Linked DNA regions of Mus musculus: region 2 is linked to region 1. The links are chromatin loops, found by intact Hi-C in ENCODE. Cell type or tissue: left cerebral cortex. All regions are shown on one strand. Links, peaks and the distances in the headings refer to the core of each region. The heading gives the core; the rest is flanking DNA. Region 1 overlaps Rapgef1 (Rap guanine nucleotide exchange factor (GEF) 1). Region 2 overlaps Rapgef1 (Rap guanine nucleotide exchange factor (GEF) 1).

The links. Peaks named below come from ENCODE experiments on the same cell type or tissue, not always from the same donor. Only the 100,000 strongest peaks of a DNase experiment are listed, where the experiment ranks them.
Region 2: it touches region 1 in a loop (3-fold over the local background); 2 of 42 quality-filtered maps call a loop at or near these places.

The regions. Positions count from the first base shown.
Region 1 is chr2:29,641,037-29,649,428 of GRCm38, reverse strand. All of the region lies in intron 1 of Rapgef1 (Rap guanine nucleotide exchange factor (GEF) 1), which reads right to left. Among named protein-coding and RNA genes, the nearest start is that of Rapgef1, 26 kb to the right of the region's middle. In left cerebral cortex, for the core only: a CTCF peak has its summit at 5,836; DNase peaks (open chromatin) are centred at 1,391, 2,664, 3,505 and 4,144; H3K27ac peaks cover 3,135 bases.
Region 2 is chr2:29,709,623-29,718,014 of GRCm38, reverse strand. Rapgef1 (Rap guanine nucleotide exchange factor (GEF) 1) reads right to left here. Exons shown (of 26, transcript NM_001039087.1): 12 at 7,707-7,862. Among named protein-coding and RNA genes, the nearest start is that of Gm13420, 38 kb to the left of the region's middle. In left cerebral cortex, for the core only: a CTCF peak has its summit at 750 (motif pointing right); DNase peaks (open chromatin) are centred at 1,963, 3,664, 5,806, 6,368 and 2 more places; H3K27ac peaks cover 3,322 bases.

The DNA of each region.
Region 1 (8,392 bases), core at 247-8,246:
GGACAGACATTGTTCTAAATTTGGAGCTATCTGATGACAGAGCCAAGTTTCCTTCCCTTTTCTTACCCACACCCAAAGTAACACCCACACTTCTCATGAGAAAAACCCCTTCACACTTACAGTTTCCATCCCCTATAACTGATCCCTGCTGAATAAAAGATCCAACTTATAGAAGGCTGGAGTTACACGCCAACTGTGTACAAAAAGAACCCATCTCGAATGTCAATCCTTTGGTACCACACCTGGCACACAGGAAGCCACTGGCATTGCCTAATACCATATCCCAGCTGTTACTGGTCACTGCTACACATGCTACAGTGCTGTGTTACATATGGTACATGTGACATATGCTATACATTGTATTTTATAGACATTCACACTCTCCATGTAAACTGTTTTATATGTTATAGAACATTTACACATATATCATGTTAAATATGAAGCATATGATATACAATGTACTGTTTCCTATTAGTACTGCATACATTGTCCCAACCCTGTTATAACATTAGTAACAAAAGATACAAGCTATAAGACTTCACATCCCACCTGGTTCTTCCATTGTTAAAATTAGATAATTATTTTAGATTATTTTACCCTCCTGGTCTAAGGCATGTGATTTCTAAAGTATCCTATGTAACCTTCTGTTTTAAAAGGTTTCCTCTCATCCTGAACCTTCTTGTGATATTACCACACATGGCTTTCACCCTCGCTCTGACCCTTCCTCATCCATCACATTTAGTCACATTCTGAGGTACTACATGAGTTGGCTAATTAAGAGCACCTTGACCATTTATTATGATGCATTTATTTATAGGCCAGGTCTCATTATGTTGCCCAGGTTGGCCTTCTCAAGACCCTCCTGCCTCAGCATTCTGTATGGATTACTGTATGGTTATTATACATATAACCACACCTTGCTCTGTTTATCTGCGGTGCAGAGCTGGTGTCTCATCACTTAGAAGCAGTTAGGAAAAGGACCATTTGGGTTGTTTGCCCCTCCACATCTCCAGACCCAGCAGTTGGCCCAGCATTAACAATGTAGGGACTCTTTGACTCATTCTACATCTTCAACAGGAGAAAAAATTTTAATCATCAATACTCTTTGGAAGATAGAAAATAAAAGGTAATGGCAATAAATGTGCATCCTTAAACAAACCAAAGCAACCAAGAAAAGTCCAAAGCAAAGCAGAACACTGTAAGCCGCAGCTTCATCTCACTGCTGCTGCCAGCCCTGGATGGTCTCTCCTCAGATGACCCGTCACTGTGGCACTACAAGTACAGCTGACATTTTCGAGAAATCTCCAAACAGATGGGACATGGGTGCTGATGAGCTGCTGACCAACTGGGGAATTTATGTCTCACGTGGGAGAACACGAACAGATGCCTCTCCTTTGAGAAACAGCACGGCGAGATCCTCAAAGCTATTCCTATGTTCCTGGCTTGGGAATGTGATGGTGGGAGCTTATCCTAAGGAAACCATCCAGCAGCATCACCCAGCTCTGGTCCTGGAGCTCCTCAATGCTGCCCCATCTGCAGCTGCCAAAACGGCAGCTTCTGTACTCAACAGCAGATGGCTAATTTAAAACAGTGTGCAACATTAACATGATAGCATGCCACCACCACTACATAGCTATGGGGTCACACAGAAGCCTGACATCTGAGGGGGAAATTACACACACATGCTTGTGCCTATGGAAAACCGTGGGTGTGTGCATGTGCAAGGCTCTGGAAAACAACAGCAGCAACTAAGGCTTCTGTCCTCTTATAAGGTTTTAGGTCCTGTAGGAACTCAGTAGTGTTTTTTCTGTATTTTACCATGGTTCCCACTGTTTTCCTTAATAATGTAGTATCAAGGGTGATGGTCCGGGGTTCCCACCAGCACCAGGAGATGTGCAGGATAACAAATAATGTAAGATTATTTCATCTAAAGTAAAAGGCACACTCTCTGTATTTGACCCGCAATGAGAATTCAACCCTGACATTCTAGTTCAAAGTTATGCTCTTAACCACTGTGTAACTGGAAAAACAAAAACGAAAACAGTAGCTGCTAAGGGAAAATTGAGTCTCTTGGGTAGTATGACAGCATACTGTGAGACTGCACCATAAACAATGATGAGAAGGGCACAGGGACAATAGGACTAACCCAAAGGGTCCTTTAAGAATGTCATCATATCTTCCCTTTGAGAGGACACTGGTAGAGAATTATTCAAATTCACATAGCTCTGTGAGACGATGGCTCTGCAAGAGAGTCAACCTAAGTTCTATGCCCATGGACCCAGTAAACGCAGGGCTCTTTCCAGTGAGCAATAATTACAAGCATTTCTGACAAGCAGTATGCATTTATTAAAGCTATTGCACACTATAAGGGCCTCCCTCATTGCTCATTTCCCTTAGACCAGGAAGCAGGCCTGCGAACGTAAAGCTCGATCAGTGGTCAGAGTAAGGCTCTGAGCCTTGCTATGTTCTGGATGGACATTTATGACTTGGGGCATGGATATCCAGCTTCACCAGCTGCCTCTCCACTGTGTGTGCAGGTCTAACACCTCTGCTGGCTGCAATCCAAACCTCTCAGTCCAGCCCTGCTGTGATGACAGTCAGTCTCCCCACTAGCCAATCACCAGAGTCTACCTTCTGGCTGCCCAGTTCTTTCCCAGCACAGCAGCCCCACGTAACTAACCTATGAGCTGAAGCTTTTCACAGCCAGCCCTTCCTCAGAGGCTGCCACCCACACTGTGTGCAAACATGTACATCACTAGCATCTCCATTCATCAGGCTGGTGGCACTGGCTGCTGGGATTTTAGGAAGAAGGTGGGGTGGAGAGATCATTCAGTAGTTAAGAGTACTGGCTGTTTTTCCAGAGGACCTGGTTTAATTCCCAGCACCCACATGGTGACTTGCAATAACAACTCAACTTGCAATTGCTGCTGTATCTGTCCACATGACAATTCCCAGAGCCAATATGAGACAGGAAGAGTCTGAAGGGCAGCAGAGAGTCAGGGCACTCAAATACCATTACACCACTTCAGTTTTCCAACTTCCCAGCCCACAAACTGATCAGAAGGGCAGATAGGATTTCTTTTCAGACTTCAGAATGCAGCAAGGCTTGACCCTCAGACATCATCCTTGGCTCTAGGCAAAGGGTCTGCTCAGAGTATCAGCCATCACAGGATACTAAGTGTCAGAAACTCCTTGGGCTATCCCAACTGCAGCCAATGTGGACACTGGATTTCCATCCATTCACCCATTCCCTAGTGTGTCAGAGAGACCCCAATCGTGTGGCTGGCCTGAAGCCACCATGCATTCACCAGGAAGGATGTCATCACCTCACTGAAAGGGGACTGGAAATGGCCCTGAGGTCAGGTCCAGAAAGGCTTTAGACTGAGAGGACAAACTTGGTTCCAGGTGTACCCTGATAAACCAACCCTGCCTCTGGGGAAAGAAGAGTTGGAAAGCACAGGTCACAGTGGCTCTGCTTATATCCCCACCCACTTGAACATTCTGTCAGCTATGGCCCTACAGCTGCTTCCATTTCAGTGAATAAGCACAACCAACCAACTCTCAAAACTTTCTGTAATTATTTCCAACGAAAACTTAACTAGTTATGCAAACCTAGCTGTTGCTTGCTTTTATTTTAAACATGCAAAAACACACTGAGGAGGGCTGAGGTGCAGCTCAGTGGTAAAGCGCTTGCCTAGTATGGGCCATGTGTTGTCAGCACTGTTAAGCATAACAAGTGTACCTCGGATCCAACACCTGACCCTGCTGTGTTGAGATTTCCCCTATTTTTTCTTTTTTAAGACTTATTTACTTTATGCATGTGAGTACACTGTCTTCATACCAGAAGAGGGCATCGGATTTCATTAAGATGGTTGTAAGCCACCATGTGGTTGCTAGGAATTGAACTCAGGACCTCTGGAAGAGCAGTCAGTGCTCTTAACCACTGAGCCATCCCCCCCCCCCCCACCACCTCACTTTCAATTGCATCATTCTGCTGAAACGTGTCAGGGTAATTATAGTCAGCACAGCTCTTCAAACACTCCAGTTTGACTATGCAAAACCAAGACTGTTTTCCCACATTGCCCAGTGCCAAGAGAAGTAGGGACAAGGACTGAGGGTGCAGCTCAGAAGCAGGGAGTTGATTAGCTTGACCCAAGAGCTGGATTCAATATCCAGCACCAAAGAAAGATGAGTTCCAGAACGAGCCCCTCCCCATTTCCTATTCCATTTTGTTAAGCTGGAGTCCACTGGAGCAGCACTCAGGAGCAGTTCTTCACAGAAGCAGCAGATGCTAGACAGATAAGGGAGATTCCGAAAGGCTGAACTAACTAACACACTAACATCCTACCTGGTTTCCCTTTTAAGCTGAAAAACTTTCTATGCTCTAGCTCCAACAGTTGCTGTTAAGATCCCAGCCATTTCTTTCCCGTTGCTTCTCCATTCACAAGCACACACTTAGACATACGTTACAGTGGATTGCCAACCACACTTCAAGTCCGACTGCAGGGTTAGACAAGACCTGGACAGATGGATGGGTGTGATGCACATCTGCAATCCCAGCACTGGGGAGGCCGAAAACCTGATGAGACAGAAAACTCAGGACCAATACAGACAGGTTGAACAGTGAGATCCTGTCCCCAAGTCCTGCAGGTGCCACGTCTGGCACACCTGCCAGCTTTCAGGCTAATGGGTCAGCAATACTAACACAGGTGTCTGAGACAGAGCTGTCCTGTGTCGCTAAGGCAGGGTAAGGGACCCCAGACTCCTCCCCTCTGAGCTGAGAGTTAGGGTAGGTGTTGAGAGAGGTTTCTGCCCCCATCATGGTGTTGAAAGTAGGTATTCAGTCGGGCGTGGTGGCGCACGCCTTTGATCCCAGCACTCGGGAGGCAGAGGCAGGCGGATTTCTGAGTTCGAGACCAGCCTGGTCTACAAAGTGAGTTCTAGGACAGCCAGGGCTACAGAGAGAAACCCTGTCTCGAAAAAAACAAAAACAAAAACAAAAAAAAAAAACAAAAAAGAAAGAAAGAAAGTAGGTAATCGGGATATACACACACCCCTTTGGGAGATGATACATGTTTAAAAAGCTTTTAATAACACTCTTTACACCAAAAATATAACAAAATACTCCAATTCCTTTATATCTAAACTCTGACTTGGATTAGGTTTTAAGAATTGAACAATGTTGCCAGGTGGCTCCTAAAAGGCAGAGGCAGGTGGATCTCCATGAATTCAAATTCCAGGACAATCAGGGCTACACAAAGAAACCCTGTCTCAAACCCTCCCACCACAACCAAATAAAAACAAACAAACAAAAGAATGGTGTCAACATAGAAGCAGAAGCTCCTGAGAGCCAAACAGGTATCACAATGAGGTAATGTATGCTTCAGTCTTTAGAAAGGTGGAGTACTGAGCTCTTATCTGGAAGGTAGCAGCTCAGCTGACTTGGCTGGGCCAGGGTCCCCCCAGACAAGGCCAGCTCTAGCTGCTTATATAATGGGAGCAGAGCTTTCTTACCTTGTTTCCAGGGGCACAGATGGCTTTGTCTCAGGGGCTTCTGTTTCTCAACGGCATTGCCCATCCTAAGGCCAGCAGATCACAGCCCCTTTCCCGGCCCAGGCATCTTCACTAAATGACACTAAGAACCAAGACTCTGGCTGAAAGGGGATTCATCTCCAGGACAACCCAATGACCCAGCAGCCTCAGGCAGAGCTCCAGGAGGGCTGACACACCCTCAGGAAAGCAGGAACTCAGTCACTCTAAAACTTCTCAGCCTCCTGCCTTTCAAATTCCTTGGAGGTACTGGGAGGAAACTAGAAGAAAGGGCTGTTCCGGTCCAGCCCCACCGCCCTTTCTGGTGGGTTGCTGTAATCCACCCTATTAAGCAGCCCTTGGCTCAGCCTCCTCTGACATCACTATTCACTAGGTCAGCAAGGACTGGAGAATGGGCTGTGCTCCTGTCCTGCTGCTTTCCTGAGGGAAGAAGCAGGCAGCGGGCGATCCAGGAGCTGAAAGTCAAGATGGGTGCCGGGCGTGGTGGCACACACTTTTATCCCAGCACTCGGGAGGTAGAGGCAGGCGGATTTCTGAATTCAAGGCCAGCCTGGTCTACAAAGTGAGTTCTAGGACAGCCAGGGCTACACAGAGAAACCCTGTCTCAAAAAAAAAGAAAAAAAAAAAAGTCAAGATGGTTGCGGTGTGCAGTAAGGAAACCTGAATAGTCCCATATGTCACATCTTCTATTTAAAGTCTCATTTTCAGCCTCATAACATGGCCAGAGGAAACAGACTTAGTCTCATTAATACCGTGGCTCCAAGTGGGGAAAACCACTCAGAGGCAAGTGATAGGAGACAAAATGCCAATTCAGCCTGGAAGGTTATCCACTCCGTTTGGATAACAATTCTGCTGGAGAAGGTGGTACCTGGTTTGCTAGAAAACAAGGGCATAAAGCCTGGGGGGAAAAAAGAAGGAAAAACCAAGGCGGGTATTAGGTCTAATTTATTCCAACCCCCGCAGCAGGAGTTAGAAATGCTGCTAAGAGGCACAGGGAAAAACTGCCAGACCTAGGCCCAGCCAGAGCATCAACACCAGCTCTGCCATTGCTGTTGCCCAACTCAGCAGCCTTCATTTCCCTGTCTGCTAAGTGGACACACCACTACTCCACCTCCCCTGCTCTCTATCTGGACCAGACCCACTTAGGAAGAAGGCTTAGTACATGTTCTTCATGACTGTCTCCTAGCCTCAGACTCTAAAGCTATAGCAGGTCAGATGGAAAAGCCCCAGCTCCAGGTTAGCCAACGGTACACAGCAGACATAGTCTGAGAAGCTGGGTGACATGGCATGGAAGCAAACTGAAGAAGCCTTAAGACAACACTGCAAAAGCAGGCCCTTATAACCACAGAAAGGCTTAGAGTTCTTTACAACTCCGGAGCTGCTCCAGCTAGCCTGGGAGAATGGCCTGGCTAAATGAAGCAGGATGGGGAAGGGCCTCATTGAATCGCTCTGAGATCTTCGGTTGTTGGGTTTTCCTCCATCAATATAGAAAGCATTTCAGAAAAATCAGTCTGGCAAAACTAACTATATCCAGTTCATCTTTCCCAGGTTGCTGTAGGAATGAGAAGAAACAAGAGGATCCTGTTTCCCTCATGTACAGAGCCCCCACCTAAGTCACAGTGCACCCACACAATGGACAGGCCAAGGGTAGAAGCACACAGTGTGCAGCTCAGCAAGTGGTGGTTACCTGCTAACCCATCTGACCTTTCAATGAGCCGGAGTAACTTCATCCGTCTCTTTCTCATTAAACACCTGAACACCTTTTCTCAAGGAATTTCAGCTACAAATACACTACTTGACCTCGCTTCTTCCAGGCTATGTGAAGTTTAATAGTGTATGTTCAAAACTCTCCCATCTAAGAGGCTCTGGTTTAACACCTACACTTTAACATCTTTTACTTAGAGAAAGTCTTTTTTATTACCATTTGGCAAGTAGCTTATGCAGCTGCCCAGCAAGAAGGATCTGTCAATAAAGTGGGCTTGGCAACCCTGATGCACAGATGCAGACAAATCGGTGGAGGAATAAGCCAGTGAGGAGTCCTGCCTGCTCCCACATTAGAACAGTTAGCCACACAGAAGCTACCCTGAGCCCTCCTCTGTCCTGGTAGTAACGCATCACTACTGCTCCTCCTGGTCTAGAAAGTCACTGATGCAGACACCTGATGTGAAAGGTCCACAGGATACCTGGACCCACAGAACATGTCAGTTATAGTACTGGGCTCAAGATCTGGTGAGGTGCTTGACACAAAGCCTGACCACCTGCGTCTGACCCCAGAAACCCATGGTGGAAGGAGAGAACTCCTCAAAGTTGCCCTCTGGTTGCCACACATGCCCCATGGTGTGCTCTCTTCCGTCACAGCATATGCAGGCCCATGATCCCACACAGATACTCAATGACAACGACGATGACAACTGCAACAACAGCAAAATGTATACAGAGCTGGCCTTAGGTTCTGACTTGCTGTTTCTGAGCTGTCACTTTGGTGGCAGAATTTTCATGAGCAAATGAACCCAAGTTCCAAATAACACACCCACTGATGGCACAGCAAACAGACTTTCTCGAGAGCATGTTATTTGAGGACTTGGTGGCTTCTTCAAGCCCTGGTTTCAAGTGACTCAAGCCTGTGCTCTCTCTCCAGTGGGGCAGGGAGACAAGCTGAAGAGTCTGTGTTTAAGGGTCCCTCCTGAATTGCTGAGTCTGAGAGAGTGTACCCAGGAACATCACAAAAGGTAAATATGCTTGTCAGTCAAGACTGGCTGCCACTTCCCATGCAGGAAGCTCACAGGAGATGCTCACAGGACGAATCAAAATCCAAATGACACCTGGACATGATGGCGCCAGC
Region 2 (8,392 bases), core at 309-8,308, 69 kb before region 1:
TTTTCTCATTGAATAGTTGTAGCCGTCAGTGTAACAGTGTCCTGCTAGTGCTCAGCATGGCTACTGCAAGGGGCCCATATCCCACACTAGCTGTCCTTCTCTACCCCGTAACAGCGGGGGGGGGGGGGTTCTGCACAGGAGGCAACACAACTGGCTGGATCAAGAGATGTTTAGAAAATAATTTACCATAATTTAAAAAAGAACTTAAAACTGCATGCATTTACTTCTCTGTGTGTATGAGTGTGCTGCCACTGTGCGTGTTTGGAGGTCGGAACTGGTTTCTCCTTCTCACATGGGCCCTGGGGATGCAAATCAGGTTGTCAGCCTTGCACCTTTATCTGCTGAGCCATCTTGTTTTCTGAGGTGGAGGGATGGGGAGCTCACTATACAGTCTTCAATGGCCTGGAACTCACTATGCACACTAGGCCTGTCTGGAACTCACAGAGATCTGCCTGCCTCTGCCTCCCAAGTGCTAGAATAAAGGTGTGAGCCACCATGCCTGGCTACTACTGAGCTATCTTGTCAGCCACCAGTGGTGTAATTTTCCTTTTGAAACAGGGTCTGGCTATGTAGGCCAGTCTGGCCTCAAACCTGTAATCTTGTCTCAGTCTCATGAGTGCAGCTGTGTACCACTACACCTGGATATTGGTTTTATGTACTCACTTAAATATTTATCTTAAACAGTTTCTTTTTTTTTTTTGGTTTATTTTTGATTTATTTTATATGTATGAGTGTTTGCCTGCAGGGCCAGGAGAGGGCGTTGGATTCCCTGGAGCTATGGACAGTGGTGAGCCACCATGTGGATATTGGGATTCCAACCCAGGTATTTTGCAAAAGCAACAAGTATTCTAACTGCTGAGCCACCTCTCCAGCTGCTGTTTTATTTCTTGAGAGGATCCTTTGATGATAAGTTGCTCAGGCTGGGCTGACGGGTGTCACACATTGTCTGATGTTATTATTAATTAAGGTGTGCAGACCACTGCCAGGCCTGTACCACAGCAGCTCAGCTGTGAGTGGGATGACTCAATGGACAGGAAGAGGCTGGAGCAGTGTGTCTGGGACAGGGGCCTGGGTTCCCCTCCCTTCCAGCCCCTGCTCCTAGATTCCTCAGGCATTCCAGCTATGCAGTCGTGCTGGGACAAGAGCCAAACTTGAAAAGTACCTTTGCAAGGGTGGGAGGAGCCGGGGAAGGTTCTCCAATCACCATAAAGCACCGCTGCTCTGGGCTGCTCTGGGTGGCTGTTTCCACAGGCCCTGGCTGTCAGACCCTCCAGGGTCACGCTCATCCCCGGGGTTGGGAGAAGGGCACAGATGGTCACCTCACAGCCCCAAAGCAGCCTCCAGTCTATTTTTGGATCTGGGGAGTGTTTGGTTTGGTTTTGAGATCCCTGTGCAGCAAAAATTTGTATTTATAGCCTGAGAGATGCTGTTTGGGTTGGGGACTCTGGGGAAAGATGGTAGTGGTGGCAGAGTAAGTACCAGGAGAGAGGCACTGGTTCCAGTGTCAGGCAGGGGATCTGCCAGGGACACTGAGGCTGGCCGGGGCAGTGATGCTCAGAGTGCTGTGGTGGGTCATCTCATTACACGGACAGGAAGTGCTGCTGCAATCTTTCTGACTGAAGGAACAGAGGCCCACCTCCTTAACACCCTGTGATGGGGTGGCCTGTATCACACTTGGATCTGAGAAACGCCCTCCCCTGTCTGTCCTGATCTGACTCGGGGGAGGGGTGTCCTCAGCAGAGCACTATTCTGATGCTGGTCGAGCAAGCGAGGGATGGATACAGAGAGCAGAGCCCTAACTGTTAGGCAGGAAAGATGGAAACAGAGTTGGCTCTTCTGAAAAGATATGCCTGGACGAACAACCCATTTTTGGAGTAAAAAAGATAGTGAAGACTGACAGGCAACCTCTGTTTGCTTGAAGCTAATTCATTAAAGGCAGAGCCGCCTGATGTTGGCCAAGCTTCAGTGAGACTGACTTTCTCTGTTAACGCTGGCATAGAGTTGCCAGGGGATGGGGCCTGTGCTGTCTTGGCAGCTTATTTCTCAGCTACTCTGTTTCATTCCTCTGGTGGCCAGGCTGCTAGGGTGGGAGGGGTGGCCTGCACATCAGTACTGAGAATCTGACCCAGCCTGCAGCTCCCAGGTGGATGACAGCAAGAGGACGGTGTGTGTTGACTGTGAGGGAAGCCTCTAGAGACAGGCCATCCCTGCATGGAACAGCCTCAGGATGGCTAAGTTTTGGATATTCTTAGGAATATGGATATGAGCTGGGTAGTGGTGATGGTGGTGGCACACACCTTTATTCCCAGCACTTGAGAGGCAGAGACAAGCGGATCTTTTGAGTTTGAGGCCAGTCTGGTCTACAGAATGAGTTGCTTGGCAGCCAGGGCTACACAGAGAAACCCTGTCTCAAACAAAACAAAACAAAACAAAAAAGGAAATATGGATAAGCCACCACATTGCTTTTTCAAAAGGCCACTAAACACAGTCACAGGAAGTTACTTTCATGACTTGGACTCTCCCTAGGTGCTGTGCTCAGTACTGGCCCTGGCACCAGAGTACCAGCCTTTATCATGGTGGCTGGCAGCAGCAGGCTAGGTATGTAGTCAAGCTTTAAAGCTCCCAATGGTTGCCTGGGGAGACAGCTATGGTCCTTTGGGGTGGGATGTGACCATGCCCAGGGGGTAGGGCAGGGAGGGTCCTGGGTAACACTGCTCTCACTCCCCCTTTGTCTCTTGTCTTTCCCCTGCTCCCCTCATCCCATTTGCCAATGCCTACTTTTGGGCTGTCTTATCTAGGGGCAGCTCTCTTGCTTGAGGCTCTTCTGCTAATCACAAGAACTACATTTTGCAAATGACAAATGCAGGGTTTCAAAGCCAAGTGGTAGACTCAGAGGCAGATGCCTGTGTCACAGGCCTTTGTTCCTGTTGGAGAGTCACTTCTGCAAGGCCAGCCTAGAGGCAGTTCTGATCAGCTACACTGCATCTCAGTATTTGTCTGGCCACATAATAGCTCATAAGCCTAACGTACTCTTCATGATGGATCTGGGCCTATCCCCGGCTCAAGCTTGACACTAGGAGCAGATGACTTCGCTTTTTTGCCTTGGTGTCTCCATATCCTGGGTGGGAAAAATACTCAATCACAGACTTGTAAGAAAGGTCCTGGACAAGTGTCAGGCACTATGACAAGGGCAGAAAGGCAAGAGCCACCTGTGGAGCAGTGCCCTTGGGGGTTATGTCACCACATGGCCTTCCTGGAAGCTGGACTCTGGTGTCAGATGGAGCAGGGTGCTAGAGCAATATTCTTGTGTCTTGGGCTGGTCCCAGAGCCCTGATGGGCAGAGGACAACAGCAAGCCTAGAATTCTAGTGGGCTGTGTGTGTGGCTATTTCTGAAGCAGAGTTTGTGAAGGCCCAAAGGCAAGGAACACTGACTTCTGGCCCCTTGTCGTCTCCAGCATGGTGAAGCAGCCTTGTCCTGCCCCTGCCTTCCCTCAGCTGGAAATGTATATACTGGGGCTCTCTGCAGGGGGAGAAGCATGGGAGGTGCTGCTGTACAGGGTCCAGTCTGTCTGTGCGCTCAAGCTGAGCAGGCCTGCAGCAGCCTGGGCTTTCCATAAGCATACGGTGAGTTATCATGGTTTATTTCAAGGGCTGTCTGGAGCGGCAGAAGACCATGTGGGTGTTGTCCTGGTGCTGCAGGGATGGAACATTTCACCACAGAAGTAGGGCATTGGTGGAGCAAAGCAGAGCATGACAGAGGCAGCAGAGGGAGAACTGTCCCAGCTCCAGGTGAAAGACTTTGCTGCAGTGCAAGGACTCGGGGGCTGTGTAGATGATGAACGTGGGGTACACAGGATGTTTGTGGAGCCACACACAGACCAGAAGAGAACAAACAGTAAGGCCAGTCAGGAGAGGACATTCACTCACCACCTGCTACACACTGGCTTAGAACTCAGGGTCTGCATAAAAGTAGCTAGGAAGCCAGGCGCTGGTGGTGCACGACTTTAATCCCAGCACTCAGGAGGCAGAGGCAGGTGGATTTCTGAGTTCGAGGCCAGCCTGGTCTACAAAGTGAGTTCCAGGACAGTCAGGGCTACACAGAGAAACCCTGTCTCGAAAAACCAAAAAAAAAAAAAAAAAAAAAGTAGCTAGGGACCTGGGACATGTGCTGGCAAAGTCCAGGCAGGAGACAGCGGTCTATAAAGTGGCTTTTCACAGAACAGGTACTTCCTCCCCCATAAGGGAAACCCTCCTGATGCTAACAATGCAGGGAATCTTTCATGGAAACCCAGGAATTCAGGCAAGCCCAGGAAACAAGGAAGTGGCCCTGAGCAACACCTCTCTGGCCCTGGCCTACAGGGCTTTACCCCCCCACCACACCCCACATCCCTTCCTCTCCTGTGTGTGATCTGGCTTTGCTTAGGCCAAGATGGCATGGACTGAGTGAAGGTGACTGGAGCAAAGCCAAGCTGCCTGAGCCTGTCTTCATCCTCCTGCCCACCCTACTACCCTACTCTCTCTCGCCTTTGGTTCAGGCTTGGTTTTTAGAGGTGGTATGCCCATGGTATCTGTGGTAGCTTTTGAGTGAATTTTCAGAGATAGCTCATGGCCAGGAGAGACATGGGCACACTGGTGGAATTAAGGGCCAGTCCTAAATCTCAGGAGGAGGCTCCGGCTGCATTTCTGGCCACAGCACAGAAGCCAAATGTTTATATGAGACCTAGGTCTTCTGAAGGGCACATGTGTGATGCCTCAAAGCCTGGATCTAGCAGCTCAGAGAAAGAAAGGATTGTCTGGGCCCAGAACGAGATAGCAGCTGCTGTACAGCCCTTTTCAAACACTGGGGTCCATGGCGATGGACACTTAGCTTTCTTTTTTTGGTAGGGGTGGGTGGGTGAGGGATTCAAGACAGGGTTTCTCTGTGTAGCCAGCCCCGGGTGTCCTAGAACTTGCTCTGCAGACCATGCTGGCTTGAGCTCATAGAGAGCTACCTGCCTTTTCCTCTGGAATACTAGGATTAAAGGCGAACATTACCACAACCAGGCTACATTTAGCTTTCATATTTCAAAGATTTTTGTTTTAAGTCATAAGCATCGTTACAGGCACTTAAACATACCCTCTAAAAGTGGAATCAGCTAGCTATTTTGCTTATCCAGCATCCCAACAGGTCTCTTGGTGGCAGCATTTGGAATGGGTGGAATGGGTGCTAGTAAAGAAAGGCTGCCCAGGACACTCTAGGGGATGGGAGAGGCGGTTCTCTACCGCCCACTCCACAGTATACACAGGGAGTGACCACCCTTGTGACCATCAAGAGTCTGGATGCTGTCACTACTGCTCAAGGGCAGTGTACATATCGACCCAACTCATATTGTTCAGGACAGCTGGGACACAGGTGTGGGGAGCTGGGAGGAAAGAGGTGCAGTTCCAGAACTGGGCGATAATGAAGACACCCCAAGCAGCCCACAGGGCGGCAGAACCTGGAAAGAACAGGAAGAAGTGCCTGGTACAGCATCCGAAGGCTCGAGTAGCTCGGGGTGTCACTCACACCTTGCTTTAGCCAGTCCCTCAGCTTATCTGACTGTCCCTACTGATTGTATGTGATCCTCCCTTTTCATCCTTACAGCTAACCCACTCCTATTCTGATCGCACTGTGGAATCCCATGTCTAAGCTCCTCTTAGAATTACCCAGAGACTGTGTAGAGCTGGCAAGACACTAAATCACGGCATGGGGTTCGACCTATCAGCTGACACACACTGCAAGCACGGTTCCGGAGACTCTTTCCTTTCACTGAAATATCCTATCCTTTTAGCAGGGATTCTTTCCTGGAGCTGGAGCTAAGAATACAGAGTCACAAACGTAAGATGCCTCAACATTCCACAGAAGTGACACACTCAGACCCAAACCTAAGGAAACGCCCTTGTCTGCAATTCTATAGCATACAGCCCAGTTCATCCACAGTCCTCTGCTAACAGCTCAGAAGGAATGAGGAGAAATTCCTAGGGGTGTGTGTGTTTGTGTGTATTAACAGTCAAGGACCAGGACTGCCTGAAACCAAGCTTTGCAAGGTCCGTGGAGGGAGCTTGCTAGAGGTGCCTTCTGGGGAAGAGGTGATCTGTGTGGTAGGGCAGAGGTGACTCAGACTGTCCCATATACCCAGCACTGCGGAGAGCCACGAGAAGGGAGGCTCCACCCTTACAAGGTTCTCCTGAAGGTCCTGGGCACTGAACTGCAAACCCTAGACAAAGGTGGACATCAGACAAGTGCCAAGCTGGTCCCCTACCCAAGCCTTTCCCGGGTGGCTGAAGTCAGTGCCACGCTCCCGAGCACAGGAGAAGCAGCAGTGCAGTGCCAGCTTCTCTGCTTCCCACGCATATGGTGCTTCCTTCCCATGGCTTGATTCAATTCCCTCAATCACACTGTGACCTCAAGAAGACTCCGAGGCCCAGGGAGAAGTCAGTACCTGAGCCCGAGCTGCTTCCAGGGAGTGAACTTGGCTCCATTCTTTTCCCTCTGGGCCTCAGTTGGGATCACAGGAATAAAGGTGGCTGCTTTGGCTCTGGGGCAAATGCAGAGTCCAGAAAGCCAGGCCTCCTTTTGTGTCACTACTGAGCTGTCTACAGACTGATGTAGCCCTCTCCATTGTCCTGTGTCAGTGGCAGGCAGTCCTCCCCTCAGGAGCAGGGTTCCCCCCCCCCCCAAACAGTGATCCTTGTGGTCCCACTGAGTGGCTGTCACGTTGACCCTGAGTCAGGACACCTGACACTTTTCCATTTGTTGCCTGCCAGCTGCTACAACAACAAACCTAGACCAGCCTGACACTGGTGACAAAATAGCCCAACTGTCCTAGCTCCCAAAGATGCTTGCCTGGGCAGATTCATATACCATCCTCCTAACTTGAGTCCCGAGCACAAACAAAGGGCTACTGCTTTAAGCCACAGGGCCTCGGGGCTGTGGGGTAAGCAAAAGCACCCAACCACCACCCAGCCCCATCGGGTTACCTGCTCCTCTCTGTCCTGCTTCCTAGATAAGGGTTGTCCCCCCCCCCTTTTTTTTTCCATTTTTTATTAGGTATTTAGCTCATTTACATTTCCAATGCTATAGCAAAAGTCCCCCATACCCACCCACCCATAATGGGTGGATATTAGCCCAGAAACTTAGGATACCCAAGATATAAGATACAATTTGCTAAACACATTAAACTCAAGAGAACGAAGACCACAGTGTGGACACTTTGCTCCTTCTTAGAATAGGAAACAAAACACCCATGGAAGGAGTTACAGTGACAAAATTTGGAAGTGTGACGAAAGGATGGACCATCTAGTGATTGCCATATCCAGAGATCCATCCCATGATCAGCTTCCAAACGCTGACACCATTGCATATACTAGCAAGATTTTGCTGAAAGGGTTGTCCCCTTTTAAGTGCAGACACAGGCCCCTGGGAGAGCAGAACACAACAGCAGAAGTGGCTGTGCTCCGTGCCAGTGTCATGCTCCAGACAGAGCAGCCCACACCTCACTCCCGGACCCCTAACCACAGCCCCCAAGGCCCAGGGAAGCAAGTACTCTGATCCCTTCCGCAGCAGGCACACAGGGTCTGTGGAAGGACAGCACTGGTGACAGGCAGCAGCAGCAGCATCCAGGAACACAGGCTTCAAGCACTAACTTCACGAGTTTCCAAGTGAGGAAGAGCAGGGGAGACTCACCGAGGGCACAGGCAAGCTGCCGTGCCGGTTGAGAAAGGAGTTAGACACGGATACACTGAGGCCCTGAGCGGCACTGCCGTCCTCGGGGGTGAAGGCCACTTTAGTTTGCTGGACACAGTAGGAGACAGAGAAGGAAGAAGCAGCATAGGAGGCCTGCTGGGCGGAGGGCAAAATAGAAGGCAGGGAGGAGGAGAAAGCAGAGAATGGTCAGCACAGGCAGTATAGATGTGGACTAACTAATACTGCGGAGGGGTGTCCCCCGAGAGATGGCTGCCTGGCTCCACCAAAGGCTGACTAAATGAGAGGCCCTGCTATTCCGTCTTACTGCAGATTGCAATGCCAACCTTCAGAGGACAAGTGGGCTCAAGTCACACAGACTGACCTGACCCTGAGCTCTTTTTTTTTTTTTTTTTTAAAGACTTGTTTTTGTTTTGTTTTTGTTTTTATTTTTTCGAGACAGGGTTTCTCTGTGTAGCCCTGGCTGTCCTGAAACTCACTCTGTAGACCAGGCTAGCCTTGAACTCAGAAATCTGCCTGCCTCTGCCTCCCAAGTGCTAGGATTAAAGGCATGTGCCACCACCGCCCGGCTAAAGATTTATTTATTATTATATGTAAGTATACTGTAGCTGTCTTCAGATATATTAGAAGAGGGCCACCATTATGGATGGTTGTGAGCCACCATGTGG